2 separate regions of the Homo sapiens genome follow, and region 1 is linked to region 2. Evidence: chromatin contacts called from ENCODE Hi-C or POLR2A ChIA-PET data. All regions are on one chromosome and are shown on one strand. The core of a region is the stretch at or near the end of the contact, and the rest is flanking DNA. Distances in the headings are between cores, read along the strand shown. Region 1 has its middle 22 kb from the start of ATG16L1. Region 2 holds the start of NEU2 (neuraminidase 2).

Region 1 (7,626 bases), core at 3,987-6,486, 200 kb after region 2:
GTCGAAGACCTTGCAGGTATGTTTTAAAATCCCACAGCCTTAAAGAGAAATGTTGATCATAACGGAAGGTTTTCCTGATGGGCAGTAATGAGAGGAAAATCATACTGTACAATCTAGAGAAAGCTTCTCTAAAATCCTCATTACCCACTTTTCTCCCAAAGGACTTCAGGGCAGCCCAGGCACCCCACTCTCCTCTCTGCACCCCTTCTCCCTCACTTTCCTTTCTGGTCTAGTTCACACCCTCCCAGGTTTATAAAGTGACATTGAGACTCATACGTTTTTTCTTTTCTCCATGGTCCCTGTCCATTGATTCCCTCAAATGAACCAACAAGGCCTCTCCTCCTTAGGAAGGTGGGAGAAGGTAGGTTCCCATGCTAACGTTTTTCATGTGTGTGTGTGTCTGTATGCGTGTGTATACACATAAACACATCTATGTGTTTGAAAATAAACCCAATCATTTTAACTTAGTAATTATATTTGCAAATTAACCCCATAATTTGAATAGACTAGATATTTTTATATGCACATAACCTATGAATATAAAGAGATGTGCCTAAATGTACAGGAAACAGGGCACCCTTAAGAGAGACCTTAATGAAGAGTCCATTTACAGAGGTACAGGCAGAGTTAAGAGAAGTAGCAGGGATGTGGAGGCGGTCAGGGACTAGCAACAGCAGGAAGCCACCACCTTCCTTAGATCTGAAGGGGGGTGGGTATGGCATTACCTGAGGTGGTGGTAGCCGGACCCCAGGAGACTGACCCCTGCTAGAAGCTGCTGTCAGAAAAGAAACCAAGAACAACTGAGAGGTTAGAAAGTTGTAGATTAAAGTTACTTTGACCTCTCTTTTCTCCTGCCTTTTTGTCCCCTGCTGATTCTTCCCTTTGGTCAAACCCAACCAGAATCCAGAGGGCAGGTGGTGGTATTGCCCTCCAGGGCTCAGCCTCCAGCCCAGAGCACAGTGAGAAGAACAGACAATGGACAGGGAGGAAGAGGGGCAAATGGAGAGTACCCAGCACAACTTGTTTAAAAATGAATAAGATCATCTTTTGATGGCAACTCTTTCTTCTTTGTTTTCTTTTTTTTTGAGACAGAGTTTCACTCTCATTGGCCAGGCTGGAGTGCAATGGCGTGATCTCAGCTCACTGCAACATCCACCTCCCAGGTTCAAATGATTCTCCTGTCTCAGCCTCCTGAGTAGCTAGGATTATAGGTGCGTACCACCTCACCCAGCTAATTTTTGTATTTTTAGTAGAGACGAGGTTTCACCATGTTGCTCAGGCTGGTCTCAAACTCCTGACCTCAGGTGATCCACCCGCCTCAGCCTCCCAAAGTGCTGCGATTACAGGCGTGAACCCCTGCGCCCAGCCAGCTCTTTCAAACTGTTACATACACTGGGAGTAAAAGATGGTGGGGGGCCGCATGCCCAAACAATGAAGAAAAATAGTGACAGCAATTGGCATGACAGTCCAATTCTTAATTGCATGAGCTAATGAAGTGGAATTCCTGGCATGACTTACCCCAAAGTAATTTATATTTGGCTTGGAAAACAGAATGGTTTTTATAACAGATTTTTCTAATTATGTTTTACTTATGTTAATATGAGGGTTTGACTCCCCAAGTAAATACCACCTGCTCACAAAGCAGGATGGCTCAGAAGTGCACTGAGCACCAGGTGGAAGCCAGGCTGGGATTTCACAATTTGCTGCAGACGATGCAAAAGTATCTGGAAGTTTTTGCTTTTGATGTGTGGGGGCTGCTCTCTCCAACTCATTTGTAAAAGCATTAAGGGCAGCTACTGTATCTCATGCTTCCTCTCGATTCCTCAAAGATAATAATACTCAAACTTTGCTATGCATAAAAATCACCTGGGGAACTTGTTAAAATGCAAACTCCTGGGCCCTGCCAGGATGATTGATTCTGTTGGTCTGGGTGATGCCTAGGAATCTGAATTTCAGCAAGCACTCCAGGTCCTTCTCATGCTGGTGTTTGGGCCATCACATTTGGAGAAACACCACTGAAAACATTAGACACATGGATTCATACTCAAAGGAGGCAAAGTGCTGTAACAGATGAAGTGGGGGAATGATTAAGAGCCAGAGCTGGGTTCCAATCCCAATTTTGCCGTGAATTCATTGAGGCAGCTTACCTTCTCTGATAATCATTTGCAAGAAGGCTAATACATAGACATCGGAGTCATTAGGAAAACTGGAGGTAGCAAATGAAAAATAAAAATTGGGTGAAAACATAGTGGCTTTCACTATTTGTACCCAGAGGGTTCTCGGGTGAGCCTTTCTCAAGGTAACTGGGCTCTGAGAATCCTACCTTGGAAGACCCATGAGGATGGCACCTGTAAGATCAGCTGGTCTGGTACCATCTTAGCACTGTTTCCTTGCAGTCACTGAGTGCCATCCTGAGACACTGTATTTCATAGATTTCATGTTTTTCAGGCTCACTCTTTCCTTGTTTCTACTTGTGAAATTATTATTCATCCTGCAGCATATGGACAACAGGTTTTTTACCCATTCTCTCTTGCCGTTGGCAGGATACCATTCAACAATATGGTGTTAACAAAAAATATTAAAACTAGCTGTCTTAAATTTTTGGTTCTGGTTCATAATGTTGCATAATGAAAAGGAAAATCTTTCCCACAGTCCCAGTGGTGCGGAAACACTTAGAAATGACTGTAAATATAGACTCTCAAATGACAAGAGGTTGTTTTATGTCATTCTGCGATTTCTTTTTCACAGCATGTTCTATGTGCTGGAATAAAAATTTTTAATGAAGTCAGAATGCTAAATTTAATGGAACCTTTGCTCTTTGTTCATTGCAAAATACATCATGTTTCCATTGAATTTGCTGTGCATCTTGGCATCAGGTCCCACACAGCAAAACAAAACTCAGACCTCATAATTCAATAGTTTTGATTATGCCCAGATTCTAAAGACCACTGCATGTCTTTCCTAATTTGTTACTCACTTGATTTTCAGTGAATAAATGTAAAAAGAGTCTCCAATTGTTCCTCTTAAATCACCCTAATTGAACATAAGAGTGATAATGTATGACTGGAGGAATATTTTACATAATGTAAGTACTAATCCTAGGTGGCATATAATTAGCTTGCAATTTTTTTTTTTTTTTTTTTTTTTTTTGGTCAATAAGTAGCATAAAAATACTGATTGAGGCTGTGACTCACACCTGTAATCCCAGCACTTTGGGAGGCTGAGGTGGGCGGATCACTTGAGGTCAGGAGTTTGAGACCAGCCTGGCCAACATGGTGAAACCCCATCTCTACTAAAAATACAAAAATTAGCCAGGCATGGTTGAGCATGCCTGTAGTCCCAGCTACTCGGGAGGCTGAGGAAGGAGAATCGCTTGAACCCAGGAGACAGAGGTTGCAGTGAGACGCGATGGCACCACTGCACTCCAGCCTGGGTGCCAGAGCGAGACTCTGTCCCAGAAAAAAAAAAAAAACTGATTGTTACGGAGAATAAATTTTAGCTGCAAGGTGTTCCAAGCAGGCTATTCAAAACATGTACTTATAACTTAGGGGTATAAAATTTATAGTAACCTGTTAGTGACTGCAAAATCTAATCTAGTTACCAGACCTTTGCTTCTCAAACTTAGGTGTACATAAGAAATATGTGAGGTGCCTGTTTTAAAAATGCAGGTCCTTGGCCAGGTGCAGTGGTTCACGCCTGTAATTTGGAAGGCTGAGGTGGGAGGATTGCTTGAGCTCAGGAGTTCAAGGCCAGCCTGGGCAACATAGTGGGACCCTGTCTCTATAAATAAAATTTTAAAAAGTGCCTGGCTTGGGACCATTCATAAAGAATCTGATACAGTGGCTGGGGGACACAGGAGCCAGGGGAGTTCGCAAAACCTAGGAACATACATTTTGAACACTACCCCCCCTGCCCCAGGTCATGCTGATGTAGCTAATTGAGCACTGGCTAGCCCATTCTCCCTACAGAGGCTCTTTCTTCCTTATTTGTACCCATCCATTCTCTTACCTGTGAGCAGACACAGGTGTGCACCCAAGATTATGAAATTTTGTTGAGCTCTTGGACTTCTCTTGGGCTAAGGCCACATGACAATCTACTCAGGAATAAGGTAAACCCACTCCAATCCAGCAAGTTACCTATCTCAGGAATTGCTAGTACTGGTTGAAGAGATGGATGCCTCTGGGCTAAGATAAAATGCACTATCTCATGGGTTCTCTACTTGATCCTCACTGCTCTATAGGGTGGGGCCTATGTGTATTTTATAGAGGAAGAAACTGAGGTTCAGGGAGGTCAGGGCACTGGCAAAGGTCATATAAGAAAGGTAAAGGCCAGGCCTGGTGGCTCAAGCCTGTCATCCCAGCACTTTGGGAGGCTGAAGCAGGTGGATCACCTGAGGTCACGAGTTCGAAACCAGCCTGGCCAACATGGTGAAACCCTGTCTCCACCAAAAATACAAAAATTAGCCAGGAGTGGTGGTGTGCGCCTGTAGTCTCAGCTAGTTGGGAGGCTAAGGCAGGAGAATCGCTTGAACCTGGGAGGCGGAGGTCGCAGTGAGCTGAGATTGTGCAACTGCTAGGAGACAGAGAGAGACTCTGTCTCAAAAAAAAAAAAAAAAAAGAAGAAGAAGAAAGAAAGAAAGAAAGAAGAAAGAAAGGTAGGGAACCAAGTCCCCAAAATTGTGTCTCCAGTCTCTAAGCTTGTTCTTTTCAACTCCTTGTCAAGAGTTTGGTTATATTGCCAGAATATGCAGAGATGGGTTAAGCATTTTACATTAAAAAAAACGACAACACATTACCTCTTGGTATTAATTTTCTATACAAGAGGAGATGATCTCAGTGTTCGCAGAACAGCAACTACACAGGCAATGATTAAAATTCTGAGAACACTCTCCCTCAGTCTGTCTTCAGACAATGCTTCCATCTTATGGTTAGGTATGAAAGTAGAAAAGTAATCTGGGGCCTGGTTCTCACACCCTCTGTCGCTGGCCTCCCTGGAGCTGGGTGGTGGCATTGCAAGGACTATTTACCAACAGGATTAGAAAAGTGATCTTCGCAAACCTCACTCTAGAATTTTCGAAACTGCTTTTTGTGCTTTTGGTAATGTATGAGTCTATTCAGCCTGCCACAACAAAAAGCCACAGAGTGGGTGGCTTAAACAACAGAAATTTATTTCTCACGTTTCTGGAGGCTGAAGTCCAAGATCAAGGTACCAGCAAGTTCAGTTTCTGATAAGGCCTCCCTTCCAGGCTGATGAACGCCTGTCATCTCACTGTGTCCTCACACGGCAGAGATAGCAGGAAAGAAATTTCTGCTTTCTCTTTCCCTTTCTTCCTCTTCTTTTTTTTTTTTTTTTTTTTTTTTTTTTTTTTTGAGATGGAGTCTTGTTCCCATCACCCGAGCTGGAGTGCAATGGCACGATCTCGGCTCACTACAACCTCTGCCTCCTGGGTTCAAGCGATTCTCCTTCCTCAGCCTCCCGAGTAGCTGGGATTACAGACGTGTGCCACCACACCCGGCTAATTTTTGTATTTTTAGTAGCGATGGGGTTTTGCCATGTTGGCCAGGCTGGTCTCGAACTCCTGACCTCAGGTAATCCGCACACCTCGGCCTCCCAAAGTGCTAGGATTACAGGCGTGAGCCACCGAGCCCAGGCACCTTTCTTCCTCTTCTTATAAAGCCACCCACCCTTATGGCTTCATTTAACCTTAATTACCTCCTAGAAGCCCGATCTCCAAATACCATCATAATGGGAGCTGGGGCTACAAAATATTAATTTGGTGGGGACCCAAAATTCAATCCATAGCAGATGGGTCCACTTATTTTCCAGGAAAGCAGCTTTGGACAGAGGCAAATAGGCAGCTTTTCTTAACTAAAGACAGAAAGTTCTATCTGAGAAGATGCCCTTCCAACCCTTTTCTCTTTTGGGGAGAAATGGATGCTTTATCAGGAAGTTAACATGTGTGATTACCAATCATAGGTGGGGGCCCAGGAGATTCCACGCTGCTGAACCTGGTTCCACAGCGCTCAGGCAGAGCTGTACACACGGTTGTATGTATGTGCACACTGCCCGGGGAGACACGCTGTAGCCACGATGGCTCCCCTGCTGTTTTGGGGACATGTCAGGCGAGCTCTGGCCTTAGGACTGACTTAGACTTGGTTCCCTGGAAGCAGAGCCTGAGCCTGGGGTTTTTGTGCAAAGATTCTTTTGGGAGAAGTCTAGTCTCAGCCTGATCCCAGGGGGAGCTCTGGAACATACATTACTTCCAGAGATGGTCCCTCTCAGGGGAAAGGGGATTGGACACTTGTCCCTGCCCCCATCAGTCAGGCATTGGTCCCCTCCCAGGCATGTCCAGGACAGGAAGCAGGTCAGGTCAGCCAAGGGCTATCCTCTGGAGAGGGGGACAGGTGTGAAGCTTTAGCGGACAACACCCCCGACCCCAACAACAGAGGGAGGGTGCCAGCGCTGCTACAGAGGAGCTCAGCGGGGCCCAGTTGCACCTACTATGGAGGAGCTGTTGCTCTAGCTGATCCCTCTGCCTGGGATGTTCTCCCCCAGATGACCTCATGGCCAACTCCCTCACCTCCTCAGAGCTTTGCTAAAATCTCACCTTCTTCCTTTTTTTTTTAGACAGAGTCTCACTCTGTAACTCAGGTTGGTTGGGGTGCAGTGGCATGATCTCAACTCACTGCAACCTCCACCTCCCGGGTTCAAGTGATCCTCATGCCTCAGTCTCCCGAGTAGCTGGGACTACAGGCACGTGCCACCATGCTCGGCTAAGTTTTGTATTTTTAGCAGAGACGGGGTTTCACCATGTTGGCCAGGCTGGTCTCAAACTCCTGACCTCAAGTGATCTGCCCGCCTCAACCTCCCAAAGTGCTGGGATCACAGGCGTGAGCCACCGCGCCTGGCCTTAAAATCGCACCTTCTCAATGGGCCCATCTTGGCCACCTTGTTGATGCAGAAACTGCACCCCCACCCACTCCCCATTACCGTCACCCGGCTCTGCTTCTTTTTTCCATAGAACTCATCACCTTCCAACACAGACTATTTATTTCTTTCGTATGTTTTTTTTTGGGGGGCGGGCATTGTTGTTGTTGTTTGTTTTTTTGAGACAGAGTCTCGCTGTATCGCCAGGCTGGAGTGCAATGGCACAATCTCGGCTCACTGCAACTTCCGCCTCCCAAGTTCAAGCGATTCTGTTGCCTCAGCCTCCTGAGTAGCCGGGATTACAGGCCCCCTCCACCACATCCGGCTAATTTTTGTATTTTTAGTAGAGACAGGGTTTCACCATGTTGGCCAGAATGGTCTCAATCTCTTGACCTCGTTATCTGCCTGCATCAGTCTCCCAAAGTGCTGGGATTACAGGCATGAGCCACCACACCTGGCCGGTGTGTTTTTTTTGTTTTGTTTTGTTTTTTGTCTGTTTTTTTTTTTTTTTTTTTAATATCATCTGTTTCTTCCCCCTTAGAATGAAAGCTCACTGAGGGCAGAGATACTGATATAGGCTTATCACCCAGAATAGTAGCTGAGATATCATAAGCACACCATGAATACTTGTTGAATTAAGTCTCAAAGGGGCCCTGACTCAAAGAAGGGAGTAGGTCAAGAACTCAGAGAAATAGATTA
Region 2 (7,799 bases), core at 3,066-5,565:
TGAAAAACTAGTTCAGACCATGATGGGGAGTGGGGGTCAGAGGTCAGACGTGTCTCCCACCTTCCTCCTTTTGGAATTCAGATACAGCTGACCAGCATTAACATTAAAACAAATCTTTTTTTTTTTTTTTGAGGCGGAGTCTCGCTCTATCACCCAGGCTGGAGTGCTCACTGCAACCTCCGCCTCCCAGGTTCAAGCAATTCTCCTGCCTCAGCCTCCCAAGTAGCTGGGATTACAGGCATGTGCCACCATGCCTGAGTAATTTTTGTATTTTTAGTAGAGACAGGGATTCTTTCATGTTGTCCAGTCTGGTCTTGAACTCCTGACCTCAGATGATCCACCTGCCTCGGCCTCCCAAAGTGTTGGGATTACAGGCGTGAGCCACCGCACCTGACTAAAACAGATCTTAAGGCTGATGAAACAGACTTTTTGTAGCAATAAGACACCAAATTCCAAACTAACTCTAGTATAGCATCAGGACAGATAGCAGGTCCTGAATGAAATTAAAGTATTTTACCCCCAAATGTATTTCTTTGACTTATTTTGAAATGGCCCTGCAAAGCTGTCTCTTGTGAGGAAACATCTGCATTCTGTAGAGAATCCCCTTCCCTTTCCAGGCCTTTTCCTGATCCAGGAGAGAATTAACTAAGACTCTGGCATCTTTTTAGGTCTGCGAAGAGCTCTGAAGCCTGCCACCTGGCGGCCTCTGCGTGATGAGACCTTGGTCTCCACAACAGCTCATCTTTTTTTTTTGAGACGGAGTCTCCCTCGGTCGCCCAGGCTGGAGTGCAGTGGCGCAATCTCGGCTCACTGCAAGCTCCGCCTCCCGGGTTCATGCCATTCTCCTGCCTCAGCCTCCCGAGTAGCTGGGACTACAGGCGCCCACCACCACACCCACCTAATTTTTGTATTTTTAGTAGAGACGGGGTTTCACCGTTTTAGCCAGGATGGTCTCGATCTCCTGACCTCGTGATCCGCCTATCTCAGCCTCCCATAGTGCTGGGATTACAGGCATGAGCCACTGCGCCCAGCTAACCGCTCATCTTAACCCGACATTCCTTTCTACTGATTCCAGGTCTTTAGATAAACTCTTTTGACCAACTGCCAATCAGAAAATTTTTGGAATCTACCTATGATCTGGAAACTGCCTTCCCTACTCCCACCTCAAGTTGTCCCGCCTTTCCAGACGGAACCAATGTACATCCTACATGTATTGATTTATGTCTTAAGTCTCCCTAAAATGTATAAAACCAAGCTGTACTCTGACCACGTTGGGCACATAGGATCTCCTGGGGCTGTGTCACGAGCCATTTGTTACTCATACTTGGCTATAAATCTCTTTTATAGCCAAATATATAAATAGTATAGTATAGTATAGTATAAATCTCTTCAAATATTTTACAGAGTTTGACTGTTTTCATTGACAGGGGAGTGATTGCTCACAGGTATGGGATTTCTTTTGGGGTGGTGAAAATATTCTGGAATTGGATAGTGGTGATGGCTGTATAACTTTATGAAAATACTAAAAAAACCACTGAATCATACACTTCTCAAACTCCTGAGCTTAGGTGATCCACCCGCCTCGGCCTCCCAAAGTGCTGGGATTCCAGGCGTGAGCCGCTGCACCCAGCCTGAATCATACACTTCTAAAAGGTACATTTTATAATATGTGAATTATATCTCTATTTTATTTTATTTTTTGTTTCGAGACAGGGTCTCACTCTGTTGCCCAGGCTGGAGTGCAGTTGTGCTATCTCAGCTGACTGCAACCTTCACCTCTCAGGCTCAAGCAATCCTTCCACCTCAGCCTCCCGAGTAGCTGGAACTACAGACATGTGTCACCATGACTGGCTAATGTTTGTATTTTTTGTAGAGATGGGGTTTTGCCATGTTGCCCAGGCTGGTCTGGAACTTCTGGACTCTAGCAATCCACCTGCCTCTGCCTCTCCCACTGCTGGGATTACAGGCGTGAGCCACTGTGCCTGGTCACATATCTCAATTGTAAGCATTGAGAGTGGTTCTCTTCTTGAGGGTGGGCCAGCCAGTGGCTTTGCTCCCTAGTTCTAGCCTGAAGCCTCTGTTCTCTCCCTTGCCCCATCTTCTCTCTAAGGCATGAGCCACCAGTTCTGGTCACACTCACCTCATGGAGCCCATCAGCCCGGTTTCCTAGGCCTTAGGCTGGACCCCTACTCAACCCCAAAGGCCTGGTGTGTGTCTTGCCTTGTGATTCCTCCCGAAGACGTCTCTGTCTTGTTTTCCCTCTAGAATGTCTTTATAGATGTCCTCAGCTGGCCGGGCGTGGTGGCTCATGCCTGTAATCCCAGCACTTTGGGAGGCTGAGGCGGGAGGATCACCTGAGGTCAGGAGTTCGAGACCTGCCTGACTAACATGGAAAAACCCCGTCTCTACTAAAAATACAAAAGTAGCTGGGCATGGTGGTGCATGCCTGTAATCGGGAGCTTGAGGCAGGAGAAGCACTTGAACCTGGGAGGCGGAGGTTGCAGTGAGCCGAGATCTCGCCATTGCACTCCAGCCTGGGCAACAAGAGCGAAACTCCATCTAAAAAAAAAGAAAAAAAAAAAAAGATTTCCTCAGCTAAACTTCTTCTCTCCTTTCCTCCCACATTGTGTAGAGAAGGCCAGCCATTGTAATCCATACAGAAATTTTGGCCCTGAGGACATTTTAAATACAAACATTTTAAACTGAATTATACCAACTCTGCTGAATTTCCATCAAGGACACTTTCCAGAGCCCACTCTATGGAGCTTAAATAAATCCTTGATCAATTTTCCAGAGAACACTGTGAAACTGCACAGTTCTCCATTTTCATTTTTACTTGTTATCATATTTGATTCTTTCCTGCTGACATTTTCTAACAGCGTTTCAGCATAGGCCTCCCGATACCTATCAAGGCCTGTGTCCTTGGATTATAATTTGGTGATTCTATCACCAAGCCATGAATCTCCCACCGAAGTTCAGGGAATAGCACATTTTTTCCTTGTGCAGCTTTTGCCCTTCTCAGTTTTATTTTCTCACATCGTCCTAATATTAACGTTCACTGTGGTTGAATGAAAGACTGATAGATTACATTTATTTCTCAAAGAAGCTAAGTTTTAAATAGATAACGCATGCATGTGGTAGAAAAATGAGAGCAGTACAAAAGGGTGCACAAAGGCAAACCTTGCCCCTCTTGCTGGCCTCTTGCCCACTTGCCCTCTGCAAAGGCTGTGTCTCAGACGGGGTGCCCAGGACGCCGGCTCTGACACGGAGACCCACGGCAGGCAAGAGCCTCTGGGGGAAAGGGAGGAGCAGCAGAGAAAGAGGCGGCTGTAATGCAGTCTCAGGGAAGGCCCAGCCGCCCGGAGGGAGCTCCGGAGCCGCACTGTTCCTGGTCAGGAGTTCAGGAAGAGGGTCTTCAGGCTCTGAGTGGACCAATCATCAAGCAGCCCTTCTTGGGTATGACCTGGGGCAGATTCTTCATCTGGGAACAACTGGCCCATCCTCCCCAGGCCAGGGCCCTGCAGCCAACACTCCCCAGAGCTGCGGGATGCATCCTCCTAAAGGGACCTAGGCAGCTTAGCCCGAAAATCACTGTCACCCACTGTCCCCAAGTTACCTCTGTCCCCTCCCTACCCTTTTTAGCTGAAGACTTATTTTTAATTGTTATTTTCTTAGACCTCTGGAGCACCCCACGCCCCCAGCCTGGGTTAGCTGTCAGGAGCCCCTGTCTCTTCCTTTCCCACTGCAGCGCCGCCCCCTCGCTGCCTCAGGGGGAGCCCACGCAGCAGCGGGGGCAGACGGGCCTCAGCCTCAGGCAGCCTGGGGAGCAGAGCCTTAGAAGCCATGCTTTTTCTTTTTCCTTTTCTTTGAAACAACTTTCTAGGGCTCTGGAGTTATAAAAAGCTCCCATGTGTCACTTTCTGGCATTTGGGCAGCTGCCGAATGCCACCCGGCCTGCACTGCTGTCCTCCCGAGGTTTGCCCCTGGATTGATGGGCTGGGTTTGGCAAAAGCAGCTGGAGGTTATCGAAAATCTGTTGTAAGGAGCATTGTTAACTTAGAATAAAAATCGAATCCAAAACACGCTTTTGCAATACCCCCTCCCGATATCCACCGAGGCAAAGGCAGAATTAAGAAGCAGGGTCTTGAGATGTAGGAAAGGAGAATGAACCCCACGCGGGAAGAGGACAGGCCGCCCTGACTTTGGTCCACTCAGCCAGGGGGTGAGCACCACCTGTCTTGGTGAATGACTCTGAGCCCATCTCAGGTGTGGCTGCAGGTGACACATCTTCTCTTCCTGTCCACCCCCCAGCCCCATGGCGTCCCTTCCTGTCCTGCAGAAGGAGAGCGTGTTCCAGTCGGGAGCCCATGCCTACAGAATCCCTGCCCTGCTCTACCTGCCTGGGCAGCAGTCCCTGCTGGCCTTCGCGGAACAGCGGGCAAGCAAGAAGGATGAGCACGCAGAGCTGATTGTCCTGCGCAGAGGAGACTACGACGCACCCACCCACCAGGTTCAGGTGAGGCAGGAGGTGTCTGCACTGGCTCCCCAGGGCTCTGCCACACCCTTTGCTGCTGTGATCAGGGGCCAGTCCTGGATCTCAAGAAATACAGGGACAACTTTATCCCTCAATGGCTGTACTCCGGAGGAGAGATAGAGCAGAGAAAGTGCCCCTAATGGTTCCCTGGACCTCTGGGTTCACTGTGAATTAGTCCAGCTGGCCTCCATCTGTTTTCATGAAAGATTGAATGAGTTGCCCAGCATCCGTGATGACCTCACGGAGGAATAGTTCAGTGTTGCATAATGGAGGGTTGTGTCCTTTGAGTAAAATTAACTTGGGGACTTGGGGTGGGGTGATGGCTTGTGTCCTAAAGTCCCATTTTATAGATTAAATAATTAATCCTGATGACAGCACCCAAGGCTGGCTGATCATATTTGAAGAGTTTAATATTATTATCATTCCTTTGTGGTCATTACTACACAGCTGTTCAAAGCATGGGATTTGAAGCAGATGGACCTGGGTTCAAGTCCTGGTTCCGCCACTGACCACAGATGTGGCCTAGGCAACTCCTCCTCCCTGTCGCGGTCTCTTGCTCACTGTAATAATGGAGCTACTAACACCTGTTCCCTGGGGATTGAGGCATTAGATGAGACCATGGATGTTAGACTTTTGGTGCTGTGTCTGTGCTTAGAATTGCCCAATGGGGGTAGCTGTTAATAAATGGGGACAGACAGCACATGTGACATAGACTTGGGGATTCTGGAAGCTCAATGTGACTCCTCCTTGGCTACATGAGTAGGATATGGAGTGTAGAAGGTGAGAGGTGACCGTCACATTCTGTCTTGTACTGGTCAGGTTATTGCACCTTCCGCCAGGGCTTTGCTATTCAAGGATGGTGAGCTGGACTGGGGTGGGAAGTGGAGGAACCAGGATGAAGTTGGGAATGGCTCATGCACGAGTCATCTTCATATCTTGTGGTCTGGCAGGTGGGTGTTCTGTAAATGCATATTGATGGCAATGGAAGGAACAGAATCACTCAGCCGAGTGTGGCTGCCTTGGAGGGGTGAGGTGGCACCCTGGGCCCCGCAGCTCTGGGGAAACGTTGCAAGGAGGATATGAGTGTTGGGTGAAGAGTTCTTCTCGATGACTTTTGACTCTAACCCGGGAGACACACCCGTGCCCACCCCTCCCACTCATGCAGCTCCTGGCACCATCCCCAGCTGTTTCAAGGCTGCCTTCTTCTTTCTCTCTCCCTACTCAGTGGCAAGCTCAGGAGGTGGTGGCCCAGGCCCGGCTGGATGGCCACCGGTCCATGAACCCATGCCCCTTGTATGACGCGCAGACGGGGACCCTCTTCCTCTTCTTCATTGCCATCCCTGGGCAAGTCACGGAGCAACAGCAGCTGCAGACCAGGGCCAATGTGACGCGGCTGTGCCAAGTCACCAGCACTGACCACGGGAGGACCTGGAGCTCCCCCAGAGACCTCACTGATGCGGCCATCGGCCCAGCCTACCGGGAGTGGTCCACCTTTGCAGTGGGCCCGGGGCATTGTTTGCAGCTTCACGACAGGGCCCGGAGCCTGGTGGTGCCCGCCTACGCCTACCGGAAACTTCACCCCATCCAAAGGCCGATCCCCTCTGCCTTCTGCTTCCTCAGCCATGACCATGGGCGCACGTGGGCGCGAGGGCACTTTGTGGCCCAGGACACCCTGGAGTGCCAGGTGGCCGAAGTCGAGACTGGGGAGCAGAGGGTGGTGACCCTCAACGCGAGAAGCCACCTCCGAGCCAGGGTCCAGGCCCAGAGCACCAATGACGGGCTTGATTTCCAGGAGTCTCAGCTGGTGAAGAAGCTGGTGGAGCCGCCGCCCCAGGGCTGCCAGGGGAGCGTCATCAGCTTCCCCAGCCCCCGCTCGGGGCCTGGCTCCCCAGCCCAGTGGCTGCTCTACACTCACCCCACACACTCCTGGCAGAGGGCCGACCTGGGTGCCTACCTCAACCCGCGACCTCCAGCCCCTGAGGCCTGGTCAGAGCCGGTACTGCTGGCCAAGGGCAGCTGTGCCTACTCAGACCTCCAGAGCATGGGCACCGGCCCTGATGGGTCCCCCTTGTTTGGGTGTCTGTACGAAGCCAATGATTACGAGGAGATTGTCTTTCTCATGTTCACCCTGAAGCAAGCCTTCCCAGCTGAGTACCTGCCTCAGTGAGCCTGTGGTGCCCACCTCAAGGGCCTGCCTTTCACCTGCACACCCAGCTCGGAGGCTCTGCGGCTGCCTCTCCTTCCCGTGGCCCCTGGACGTGGGGGCCACTCTGGGCTCCCTTCGGCGCCCGTGTGTGGAGAGAGGTGCACCTCTTGCTCTTTTCCTCCTGCGTGGTTCCAGTCTTCCCAAAAGGTTCTATTTTCAGCCCAGAAACCAAAAGTGTCTGGCTTCCCATAGCCCCTCCATAGGGAAGGCGTGGAGGGTCCTGCAGCGCAGCTGTCACCTTGTCTGCCTGTCCCCTACCCCCAGCTTTGTGTAGGTCTTGACAAATTTCTAGTTCAACTCCTTCCTTCTTGGGAACCATTCCTTATGTTCCTGGGGAAGAACTGAGATGGAAGACCATGGTGTAAATTAGCAGAGATGTGTGTGTATCTGTGTGTGTCTGCATGTGCACGTGTGTTCGTGTGTGTCTATATGTGTCTCTGTGTGCATGTGTGTTCGTGTGTGTCCATGCATACGTGTTTGTGCGTGTTCATGTGTGTCCGTGTGTCTGCGTGTGCATGTGTGTTCATGTGTGTTCGGGTGTGCCATGTGTGCATGTGTGTTTGCATGTGTGTTTATGTGTGTTCGTGTGAGCCTGCGTGTGCATGTGTGTTCGTGTGTGTCCATGTGTGCCTGTGTGTTCGCATGTGTGTTCATGTGTGTTCGTTCATGTCCACGTGTGTCTGCACGTGCATGTGCGTTCATGTGTGCTAGTGTGTGCATAAATATGCATGCATGTTCAAGTGTGTCCATGTGTGCTTGTGTGCGCATGTGTGTTCATCTGTGTTCGAGTGCGTATATGCATGTGCATGTGTGTTCATGTGCGTCCATGTGTTTGTGTGTGCCCATGTGTCTGCGTGCATGTGTGTTCATGTATGTCAGTGTGAGTCTGTGTGTGTATGTGTTTGTGTCTGTGTGTGCATGTGTGTTCGTGTGTCTATGTGTGACTGTGTGTGGATGTGTGTGCATGTGTGTCCATGTGTGTCTGCATGTGCATGTATTTTTGTGTGTGTGTCTGTGTGTGCTTGTGTGTCCATGTGTGTCTGCATGGGCGTGTTTTTA

The links. Hi-C counts contacts between places; a loop is a spot of excess contacts on that map. ChIA-PET counts read pairs that join two places held with the same protein, here RNA polymerase II (POLR2A). Pooled maps may share reads with other maps.
Region 1: a map of esophagus squamous epithelium shows a loop between it and region 2 (2.0-fold over the local background). The contact joins the enhancer-like site here to the promoter of NEU2 in region 2. A Hi-C loop is called at or near these places in 6 of 168 maps with a recorded cell type or tissue (PC-3, PC-9, dorsolateral prefrontal cortex and 2 more) and 3 of 50 pooled maps. POLR2A ChIA-PET finds 5 or more read pairs at or near these places in 5 of 52 experiments (B cell, OCI-LY7, PC-3 and 1 more).

The regions. Positions count from the first base shown.
Region 1 is chr2:233,226,040-233,233,665 of GRCh38, forward strand. No RefSeq gene overlaps it. Among named protein-coding and RNA genes, the nearest start is that of ATG16L1, 22 kb to the right of the region's middle. Within about 2 kb of position 5,237, at least 3 of the 41 ENCODE cell types and tissues checked have a DNase peak (open chromatin) inside an H3K27ac peak, as active enhancers do.
Region 2 is chr2:233,028,357-233,036,155 of GRCh38, forward strand. It overlaps NEU2 (neuraminidase 2), which reads left to right and starts at 4,316. Exons shown (of 2, transcript NM_005383.2): 1 at 4,316-4,516; 2 at 5,760-6,701. The coding sequence starts at 4,316. The coding sequence ends at 6,701.